Regions from separate parts of the Homo sapiens genome. Here region 2 is linked to region 1. Evidence: chromatin loops called from intact Hi-C (ENCODE). Cell type or tissue: psoas muscle. All regions are shown on one strand. Each heading gives the region's core, and the rest is flanking DNA. Links, peaks and the distances in the headings are about the cores only.

Region 1 (5,388 bases), core at 187-5,186:
TACCTGGCTCATTCCTTCTACATTCTACTTTGGCTCCTGGATTCCAATCATCTCTTTTGAAATAACTATATTCTAAAGTCTTTCTTTAGTTTGTAATTTTTACCTCTGGGGTTTTAGGGCAAGATTTTAATTTTTGCTTTAAAAATTTAATTTTTGTCTATCTGCTTAATTAAAATATAAAGATAACTTTGTTTTCATCAAATTGGAAACATGCATGAAATATCATGGCTATGACAAAAATGCTGGATCTAGTACTACTGGCTAAAATGCAGGATAACATTGTTTTTGTGATATTTCTGAAAACATGTCATTGAGACTAACTTCCCAGGAAGAACTATGCCCTAGACAGCTTCACTATGTATGTATGTATGTATGTATGTATGTATGTATGTATGTATGTATGTGTGTGTGTCTGTCTGTCTATCTATCTATCTATCACTATCTACCTATCACCATCTTGCCTCTGCCCTGCTCCTGCCAGGACAGAGGCTAAGAAAACCAATGGCAAGGATCTAGATTTGGGACTTGCCCTATCCTGAGCACCTATGGTGTTGAGAGAAGTAGAGAAAAATCACTACTAATGTACTCCTCAATAACTGATCACTGTTATAAAAAGAAGTTGCTTCTAATTTGTATGGTCCTTGATTTTGTATGCGTACCTAAGATGGCCCAGAATAGTCTAAGAGGACAATCAAAGTATCACAAATCAAAGACTACAGTCTATGAAATAAAGATTAAAGAAATGACCTTTAAAATTTGTTCATTCTCAGATCTGTTCCTCATCTATCAAATTATACTCAAATTCACTGTGTTAACCACATGATTTTGAAACTCTTGTGGCAGGTTAGGCCCTGGATATCATTATCTGATATCTTTCAAAATATTTTCTTTTTACCTGATATTTTTTTATTCCCCCTGCTTTGCTTGTAACATTAATGGTTACTTCTTCTTCCTCTTCCAGAAATTTCTGACAATATTCTGAGTCTTTTTCCAGTACAAAGCCTGTTTCTTCTATTATATCTTCAAGATGAAAAACCTGCATAGAATAAGGCATATAAATGGGTGAATTCAAATTCGTTTCAGTAAATATCATTTTAAAGAGAACAGGGGACACCACCTTTTGAATGTCACCAAATGTTAATTTAGAATATTATGAAAAAAAATTTTTAGTATTATTTGGGAATGAAGACTTGGTTGACATAGAGGGATTGCCTCTAAAGTCTCAGGACAAATTACATTATGAGATATATTTATATATACACATATAATGTGAAACAGTTAAGAATAGATTGTATCAGCTGAACTGAAAAGGTAAGAATCAAGAATGGAATATGTAGAAAGGAAGCTTCAAAGACAACCCTAAATTTGAGGGGTGGGTGAAAAAGGAGTTCCTTATTGCCAGGTAGCCACTCTTTTTATTTTTTTTTCCCATAGCCATCAGATGACCAGGGAAGGGCAGCAACTCTTAATCTGAATATAATGATTTTCACGTGAAAATAGGTTTATGTTCTTTAGCCCTCACTGCTGTCTTGAGTCAATACCCTCCTTTCTCTCCTATCCAGCCTCAGGCAAGGCAGTAACAGTCATCTGATTCTTAAGGCTGTGTCCAGCTCCTCTGCTGACTCACTGTACCTAGGAATAGTTCTGGCCTCTGACTACAAGTGCCCATCTTCTAGGGAAAGAACCTGGTGGGAATGCAGTTTCTGCTTATACACACATTATAAAGAAAACTTACCTCAACAGGATAACTTCTTCCTGAAATTCTGAGAATGGGGCAGTGTGTGAAATATGTAGAAAATTTTTCGCTGTCCACAGTGGCACTCATTAGAATCAAGTGTAGATCAGAACGTTTCTGTAAAATTTCCTTCAAGATAATTAGTAGGAAGTCTGACTGGACACTTCTTTCATGAACCTAGTTTTAAAAAGGGAATAAAAAAGTTCATCATATATTGTATAAATTCTAGTAAGAGGCTTGAACAATCAGACACCCAGATTTACTAAAAGTTATTCAATATCTAAGTACAGTCAGTACATGTGCGGGGAGGGAGAAGCTGTAAGTTTTAAATAAGACAGATCTTCAGAACTGAAAATAAAGTCATTCTCTAAAATTGGAAGTCACTGAAAATCATATAGTGAACTAGATTAGCCATGACAGCATGACTCTACCCTAGGAGACGGTTTGCAAATCAGATCAGATGTAGCTGATAAGGCTGGGTGCAACCCTAAGTTTGAGGGGTGCATGAAAAAGGAGTTCCTTATTGCCAGTAGCTCATACTTGTAATCCTAGCACTTTAGGAGGCCGACGCGGGCGGATAACCTGACATCGGGAGTTTGAGACCAGCCTGGCCAACATGACGAAACCCTGTCTCTACTAAAAATACAAAAATTAGCCGGGTATGGTGGTGTGCACCTGTAATCCCAGCTACCCGGGAGGCTGAGGCAGGAGAATCACTTGAACCGAGGAGACAGAGTTTGCAGTGAGCCAAGATCACACCACTGCATTCCAGCCTGGGCGACAGAGTAAGACTCTATCTCAAAAAAAAAAAAAAAAAAAAAAGATGTAAGGTATATCCCAAATTTCACTTAGAAGCAAGAGTGACTCCTAAATCTCTGCCACTAATATAAAACTATACTGTCACCATTACAAGACAGATGGTTTATCTACTAGGTAGAAAAAGAGGCATTAACTAGCAGGAATCCGACAGAATCTCTATCACTGTCAGAAAAAAGGGTTTTATGCTCTTCCAACACATGCATCTTAGGGAAGAGCACGGATGAGGTATACTGTCAGAACTTTAGTATCTGTGGACTGTATGAGTCTGTCTTCCAACTTTCTGTACTGTGACTTATTTCTACTCTATTTTATAACAGATTTAAGGTAGCACAAAAGGATAAAGTGTATCAAGATAACAAAACAGGTTTTATCATTCATTTGTTTGGAAGGGAGGCAGTAGGGGTTAAGTGTTCAGACTCTGAAATCAATTGCTAGGGTCCAATTCTTGGCCACTTACAGTGTGACTTAGGAAAAGTCATTTAAATATTCTGGGTCTATTTCTTCTATAAAAGGAGAATACAAATAATGCAAATTTCACAGAGTTGTGACAATCAAATGAGATAATGCAAAGCCCTTAGAACAAAGCCCAACAATAAGTACTCAGCATTGTGCTAGATGCTGGAGTTTAAAAAGCAACCAAGAGAGTTCTCTTCCTTTGAGTTTTCAGTGCAGTAAGAAGATACTGTATAGGATGGTTTGAAATTATATTTGAAGCATAGCTAATCCAGATGGTCAAGAAGGCTACTAAGACAAATGCCACTGATGCTGAGGACTGAGGAATGAGTATGAAAAGAAAAAGAGAAGGAAGAAACGGGATGAAAAAAGGAGAAAAAAGCCGTCATGTCAAGGTACACAGTGTGTATGAATTCATGGTAGAAAGAAGGATCATACTAACTTTCAGAAACCGGAGAAACAAAAACAATGACTTGAGCATGGGATGGGGAATGGGTCAGAAATAAAGCTGGTAAGATACTCAATAAACTGCCCTGTAAGGCCTTGTCAGCTGTGTTAAGGAGTTGTGATTTTATCCCAATGAGTCAGGAAGAGCAGTGATTAATGCATTTTAAAGCAGAGGAATCATGTGGTCTGAGTTTTATTTTAAAAAGGATAATCCTGGCTACAATGTGGAAAATGTGGTGGAGGAGAGCAAAATAAAGCAGGAAGTTTAATTCATTAGAGACTTTTGTAGTAGTTAAAGAAATAATCGTGGCCTCTCCAAGGGTAACGCCAGTGAATACGGAGAAAAGTAAATGTACTTGAGAAAGGCAAAATAAAAGGACTATATGACTGGATTCAGGGGATGTGGGAGAAAGAAGGAAAAATCTTAAAGACACTTTTACTTTGGTGGTTTGACCAGGTGACTGGGGATCATTCAGAGACTGAGAAGAGATGAGAAGGGGCAAGTTATAAAAGATGAACAGGGAGGAAAGATGTTGAGTAGTGGAACTGCTGAGTTTGGAGTTCTGGAGACGGTATCTAGACGGTAGCTAGATATTTAAGTCTGATGCTCAGAAAGGAAATCTAATGGATGGCATAGATCTGGAAAATTTCATAAAATAGATAGGAATTTATACAAATAAGGATTTTTTGTTTGTTATTTTGAGACAGGCTCTCGCTCTGTTGACCAGGCTGGAGTGCAGTGGCGCTACCACAGCTCACTGCAGCCTTGACCTCCCAGGCTCAAGCAATCCTCCACCTCAGCCTTGCAAGCAGATGGGACTATAGGTGAGTAGATAGGACTACAGGGAAAAGCCATTAAACCTAGCTAATGTGTGGGGTTTTTTGTTTTGTTTTGTTTTGTTTTGCTGTTTTTGTTTTTTTTTTTTGGAGAGAGGGGGTCTCCCTTATATTGTCCAGGCTGGTCTCAAACTCCTGGGCTCAAGTGATCCTCCCCCCTTCAGCCTGCCAAATTGCTGGCATTATAGGTGCAAGCCACTGCTCCTGGCCAGATTTTTTTTTTAAAGGAAAAAAATAAGGATAGAACATAAAATAGAGCAAATAAAAATGCATACTATGAAGTATACTTGGTATAGATGGGCAGAAAATTTGGCTGGAAGCACACTAGCAGCCATCAAGAAAACCTACTCAATTCACACACTGACTACAAACTAAAATCACACAATTCCTAATAGTAAGGCCAGAAGGAGCATTATCCTGACTGTCTTCATAAAGAGGGTCCTGTATAATGTCATGGACTTTGTCCTGACATCTCTTACAATAAATACTTAACATGACGATGAATTTCACTTCTAGGCTTTTTTTACTTGCTGTAGTGTCTAAGAGGTTGATGGCATCACAGTGGAGCTCAATTCAGTTAACTGTGTCTACAAATGGCTAATACAAAACCATGAAAGAACACAACTTCCTGAAGTTGGTCTGGTTTTTAGAGTTCATCCTGATCTATATTTACCAAGCAATTTTCTGGTAATAATTTGGAGTTCAACAGAACTTATTAACTGCTACAGATGTTTCAACTTACCTAACAGTAAGAATTTCTCACTATAAATATACTGTAGCTTAATTTAAGAATGGTAATAAGAAAAAAAAATTAGCATTTTGGTTCATGTTGACCCTTGATGATACTGATTAAATCTAGGTCTTGGTCATACAAAGCCACAATGTGACACCTTACCCTTACTCCCTTCCCGCAGGAGCCCATGGGCCAGATAAAAAAGCAGCCATTCAGCCTCTTTCTCTTTGATATCTTAGTGATAAGAGTGAAACCATGCCTATAAACTTTATAAAATTAATCAAGGAAGAAAAACAAACGTAAACCAAGCTTGCAGCACATTCAGCATTCATCATTAGGTCTGCTTGTTCTCTGACCTGCTTCT
Region 2 (5,314 bases), core at 315-5,314, 660 kb after region 1:
CTAATGTGAACAATATTCTGAGAGTAAAAAGTGTAATTATATTTCCATTGTAAATGTATACCAAGTTTTCTTAGCTTTCTATTCTCCAATAACCTCTAGAAACTATTCTAAGCATGCCTGGTTTCTGTAACTTAAATATGGCATAAAAACCTGTTTCCTTTGAATTCACTTGATAGCAGTAGTCAATCACTAATAACGCTTGCTAATTTCCTCTTACTTTCTAAGAAAACCCCTATATTTAGCATCTGCTTCCATATCGCACGTGGTGGTTAGGGGACAGCATAAGTACACTAGCGGCTTTAGCACTAAACTCGAGGCCTGGGTCACTTCTCCCTTGAAGAAAAAAGGTTTTAAAAATTCCTAAATCACAATGTAGAACTAAGTTCCACCCTACCTCAGAACTGCAGACATTAAAATACCATCTCTTTATTAAGTGTCTCTACAATAATGATATTTGCTAAGAACAAGATGTACATTTTTTGGGGTTCTGTTTTGTTTTGGCAAATATTGCCCAAGTTGTCTTAGTGTGCCTCAAACATTTACTAAAAATAAAAAAATTTAAATCTTTGCCTACTTATTTAAAAATAAAAAAAATACTCAAAACAAATTTAAGCTGAAGATATATACTGTATAAAGTGTTCATCTACCCAGTACTCTGAAGTCTTAAGAAAAGTCAATGATATGTGTGTGTATATATATATATATATATACACACATTAGCAATTTAAGCCTTTTAACATGCCAATTTTTTAGATGCTTTATTGGTTTTTTTTCCCCTTTACTACTACTTCCTGTTTTCCCCTTTACTACTACAATTTAAGCCTTTAAAAATGGCAATTTTTTAGATGCTTGAGATAGTTTGGGGGATCCCTAGCTCTTATCATGGCACTCTGTTGAGTTTGTGAAATGCATCTTCAAAGAGGTTGTCAATAATATGCAAATTTTTGAAAACTAGTGAGATTACTAATTATTGATGAATAAAAAATGAGTACTTTTAATCTGCCAAGTTAAAGCTCTAGAATTCCTTTTCTCCAGTAATAACTCGCAGCATCACTACCAATGGAAGGGACCTAAGGAATACCGTGTACACTGATATACACGAAGCTGCTCCTCATTTTTTTGTCAGATTACAAAAGCTGGGCTCATGTAGTTATGGCCTATGGACCTCTTTTTAAGTTATTTTAGCAGAAGTAGATGATGGTCTACACCTTGCTCCTCTTTTATATTAACTGTCCCTAAGCCACTCTGATGACTATTCTAATCAAAATCAGTATAGCTGTGCTCACTAAGCATATCACTGCTTATTATTCAAATACCTTCTGTTTTCTATGTAGCAAAACAAAAAGTTTTATAAATTTCAGATAAGCTTTCTGTTTTTCTTCAGTGCAAACATCCTGAAACAGCACAAAATCATTCAGCTAGTCTGAGGATAAAGTCAGTTTATGTAGTGCTTAAAGTAGAATCCCAGATATTCTGGAATGGAAATAGCTCATGTGAAACTTCAGTTCATTTTTGTCCTTAAGGGCAAATGATCATCTTCAGAGAGTGAAGACTTTTTAAAATCTGAATTCACAGATAAAATCATTTTAGCTTTACTTTATAGGTACTGCTGAAGTTGTAGCAGGAACTACTAGTCCTTCACTGAGGCATGTAGCCGCCTTGCCGTACAGTCTGTGGTAAGTAACTTTTAGGCATGCCTTCATCAGTCGCAGCCTCCATGCCAACTGTTTCAAATCTTTCTACTTGTCCCTCAGTACCTGGACCAAAAGCATCTGCTGCAGAAACTTCCTGAAACATTTTCATTTGCCCAGATCCACAGGATTGTGAAATATGATCTGAAATCTGCTGTTTAAGTCTAACAAAATCTTCCTCATTGACTGATGAAACTTGCTTTGACCTTTCAAAATGTGAAATATCTGGACTGGATTCATGCTGACTGCAGTTCTGTTTGAAGTACTGTTGCCTGGGCAAAATACCATCACCGCCATCTACATGATCTACTAATTGTAGATCTTCTGGCCGCTCCTCTGAATCTAACAAGGGCTGGGTAGACTCGGATCTTGAGAAGACTTGGACTGACGGAACTTGGTGTCTGTAGCCACTGTGTACCACGGTAGAATACTGGACAGTGCTCGAAGTGTTTTGTGAAGATTCATTTTCATCACTGCTAGAAATGCTTGGCCTAGAAGATGACATGCATGAAGACCCCCCAATACCACTGCTGTGTCCTTCAGTATTAATTTTTTCCTTTTTGAACAGGTCCAATGATTTCAGATCTTCTGGAAAAGGCTTTTTGTCATTTGCTTCTATTTCCACAACACTTACATCAGTGAAATTGCCATCTGAATACATTTGATCTTTTGAATTAAAATTGTGCTAAGGAAGAGAAAAAATTGTATATGGCAAGTATTAGTTAAAGCCACAGAGCTAATGCATCTCTGAAACTTCCCAGTAACTCTCAGTGGTACAGAAATAACCTGTATTATGTCACTAAGTCACTGTCAACTACCCAAAATGCAGATACTATAAAATGAGTCTAAGTAGTCTAAATCAATATTGTTGGTGTTACATTTTGATAAGCTAATGGTCTACAAGTAGTATTTAATATTTCATGCCTAGACTAGGCAGCCTAGGATTAACTGGACAGAAAACTAGAAAACATTAAGGAAAATCAAACCTGAATGACAGAGATTTTGTAGAATATAAAAATACATAATACATTTTAATCTGTTAATATAAAATTTAAGGACTACCGGAGGATAATAAATATAAATGAGTTCCCCTTTGGGGCATATTTAAAATTCAGAGTTTAGAGTAGGTTCCCAGAGATCATTTCATCAGTGCTAAAATGATAAACTGTTGAACTTGGTTTTAATACTCAACCCAAAATGCTTGAGGTAGTTACCATCACATAGCAGTTTCAGCACCTCAAGTTTTCAGTTTGCAAGTTCAACCAAACATCTGTAATGTGTACTAAACAATTTAAAATATCAGAACAAATATACTATGATGGTGATAAAACCCCTAAAATATGTCATACATATTAAATTTTGATTAAAATTTTCAGTTATGTACTGTTTTATCTTCATTTACTTTTTGATTCAGCTTGAATATCTTATCTTTTGGTACATTTGTAGATACTCAATATACCTACTAACTGTAGATACTCAATATACCTACTAACATGTCTGTATATTATAAACAACTCAGAAGCATTTTCTCTTACCCTTGGAGGAGTGTGAGGTGACCACTGGGCAATATGACTCTTTGAAGGATCTGGAACATTAGGCCAGATGTGTTTTTTAATTCTGAAGAGAAAAGAAAAATGGCCTATGTAAAACCACACATAATAAACAATAAATAGTCCCTATTTCTAAACATGTTCATCAAAGACTCTTACAAACCAAACCAATTACCTAAATGAACAAAAAATACCTACTCTACCCCAAACAAAAATTATTTTTCTTATAACCAATAGAAAAATACTGTTGAAAATGCATAAGGATTATAATGTATTCATAATGAATTAACAAAGCTAAATCTAATCAGTGTTCAAATTTTTTTTTAAACTCTCAAAATTCTGCAATTAAAACCACTTAAAATCTTTACCCAGGCCACATGTTGTGGTATTCCAATTAAAAGAATCCAGATAACAAATTAATGTTCCCACTGATACCAAAAAAGTTCAAATATAAAAATCAAATTTAAAAAAGTGACTGAGAATGGTGCTTCAAAGAGTGAGAGCCTACCAGACTGACTCTCCTGTAGGAAATACCTATAACATTTGGAAGTAATATAAAAAGTAGTAAAGCTGACAACCTAGACAAACCAATGAATGAATCCTTGAAAGACACAAATTACCAAAACAGATTGAAGAAAAAGAAAGCTATATTTATAAAGAAATTGAATTTTTAATTAAAAACCTTCCCACAAAACTCTGGGCAAAAGGAAACAATTGTATTAATACTATACAAACTCTTTCAGAAAACAGAGGAGGTAACATGTTCCCATTCATTTTATGAGGCCAGTATTATCCTGATTTTAAAACCAGACAGATAAGGCACATAAAGACAGACTAACTTCACTCATGAACACAGATGCAAACAGTATTAAACTGAATGCAGCAAAATCCAAGGAATGCAAAGATGTTATATGAAAAATCAATAAAATGCACCATATTCATGGAAGGAAGGAGAAAAACCATATGATCATCTCAATAGATTCAGAAAAAGCATTTGACCAAATTGTGACACCCATTCATGATAAAAATTGCTAGCAAGGCAAAACAGAAATAAGAACTTCCCCCCTGCAAGTAGTAGTAAAGGGGAAAAAAAAACACAAAGCGGCTGGGCGCGGTGGCTCACACCTGTAATCCCAACACTTTGGGAGGCTGAGGTGGGTGGATTACCTGAGGTCAGGAGTTCAAGACCAGCCTGGCCAACATGGTGAAACCCCCATCTCTACTAAACTAAAAATACAAAAAAATTAGCCAGGCATGGTGGTGCATGCCTGTAATCCCAGCTACTCGGGTGGCTGAGGCAGGAGAATTGCTTGAACCCAGAAGGTGGGGGTTGCAGTGAGCCAAGATTGTGCCACTGCACTCCAGCCTGGGCAACAAGAGTAGAACTCAGTCTCAAAACAAAAAAACCCCACAAAGCAAAAACTTCAACCTACAGCTAACATCACATGTGATGGTGAAAGACTAAATACTTTCACCTCTAAAATTAGGAACAAAGCAATGCTCTTATATGGTCTAGATGTACTATATGTACTAGAGGTCTTAGCCAGTGCATTAAGACAATAAAAAGAACTAAAAGCATAAAGATTAGAACAACTATAATTACTCCCAAGAAGCATGATTGTGTATCTAGAAAATCCTAAGGATCCAAAAAGCTACTAATAAATGAATTTATCAAAGTCTCAGTATACATGATGAATATATTTTAAAAAATCAATTGCATTTCTATATACTAAGAATTAGAAAATATTTTTAAACATTTCATTTATAATAACAAAAAATACTTTTGTCATGAATTCAAAAAAAGTTATGCAAGGCCTGTCTACTGAAAACTACAAAACACTGCAAAAGTAAATTAAACAAAACCCAAATAAATAAAGAAATAAACCAGGTTCACGGATTGAAAGACTCAGTAGCGTTAAGACTGCAGTTCTCTCTCGGCCTTAGCGCCATTTTTTTGGAAACCTCGGCGCCATGAGAGCCAAGTGGAGGAAGAAGCGAATGCGCAGGCTGAAGCGCAAAAGAAGAAAGATGAGGCAGAGGTCCAAGTAAACCGCTAGCTTGTTGCACCGTGGA

What was found. Peaks named below come from ENCODE experiments on the same cell type or tissue, not always from the same donor. Only the 100,000 strongest peaks of a DNase experiment are listed, where the experiment ranks them.
Region 2: it touches region 1 in a loop (5-fold over the local background); 11 of 110 quality-filtered maps call a loop at or near these places.

What each region holds. Positions count from the first base shown.
Region 1 is chr5:55,275,371-55,280,758 of GRCh38, forward strand. DHX29 (DExH-box helicase 29) reads right to left here. Exons shown (of 27, transcript NM_019030.4): 13 at 1,736-1,912; 14 at 896-1,036. It overlaps CCNO-DT (CCNO divergent transcript), which reads left to right. Exons shown (of 5, transcript NR_185977.1): 2 at 4,163-4,279. Among named protein-coding and RNA genes, the nearest start is that of DHX29, 30 kb to the right of the region's middle. In psoas muscle, for the core only: no CTCF peak of the experiment used is centred there; no DNase peak of the experiment used is centred there; H3K27ac peaks cover 271 bases.
Region 2 is chr5:55,939,444-55,944,757 of GRCh38, forward strand. IL6ST (interleukin 6 cytokine family signal transducer) reads right to left here. Exons shown (of 17, transcript NM_002184.4): 16 at 3,227-3,308; 17 at 1-2,376. The coding sequence ends at 1,639. Among named protein-coding and RNA genes, the nearest start is that of IL6ST, 53 kb to the right of the region's middle. In psoas muscle, for the core only: no CTCF peak of the experiment used is centred there; no DNase peak of the experiment used is centred there.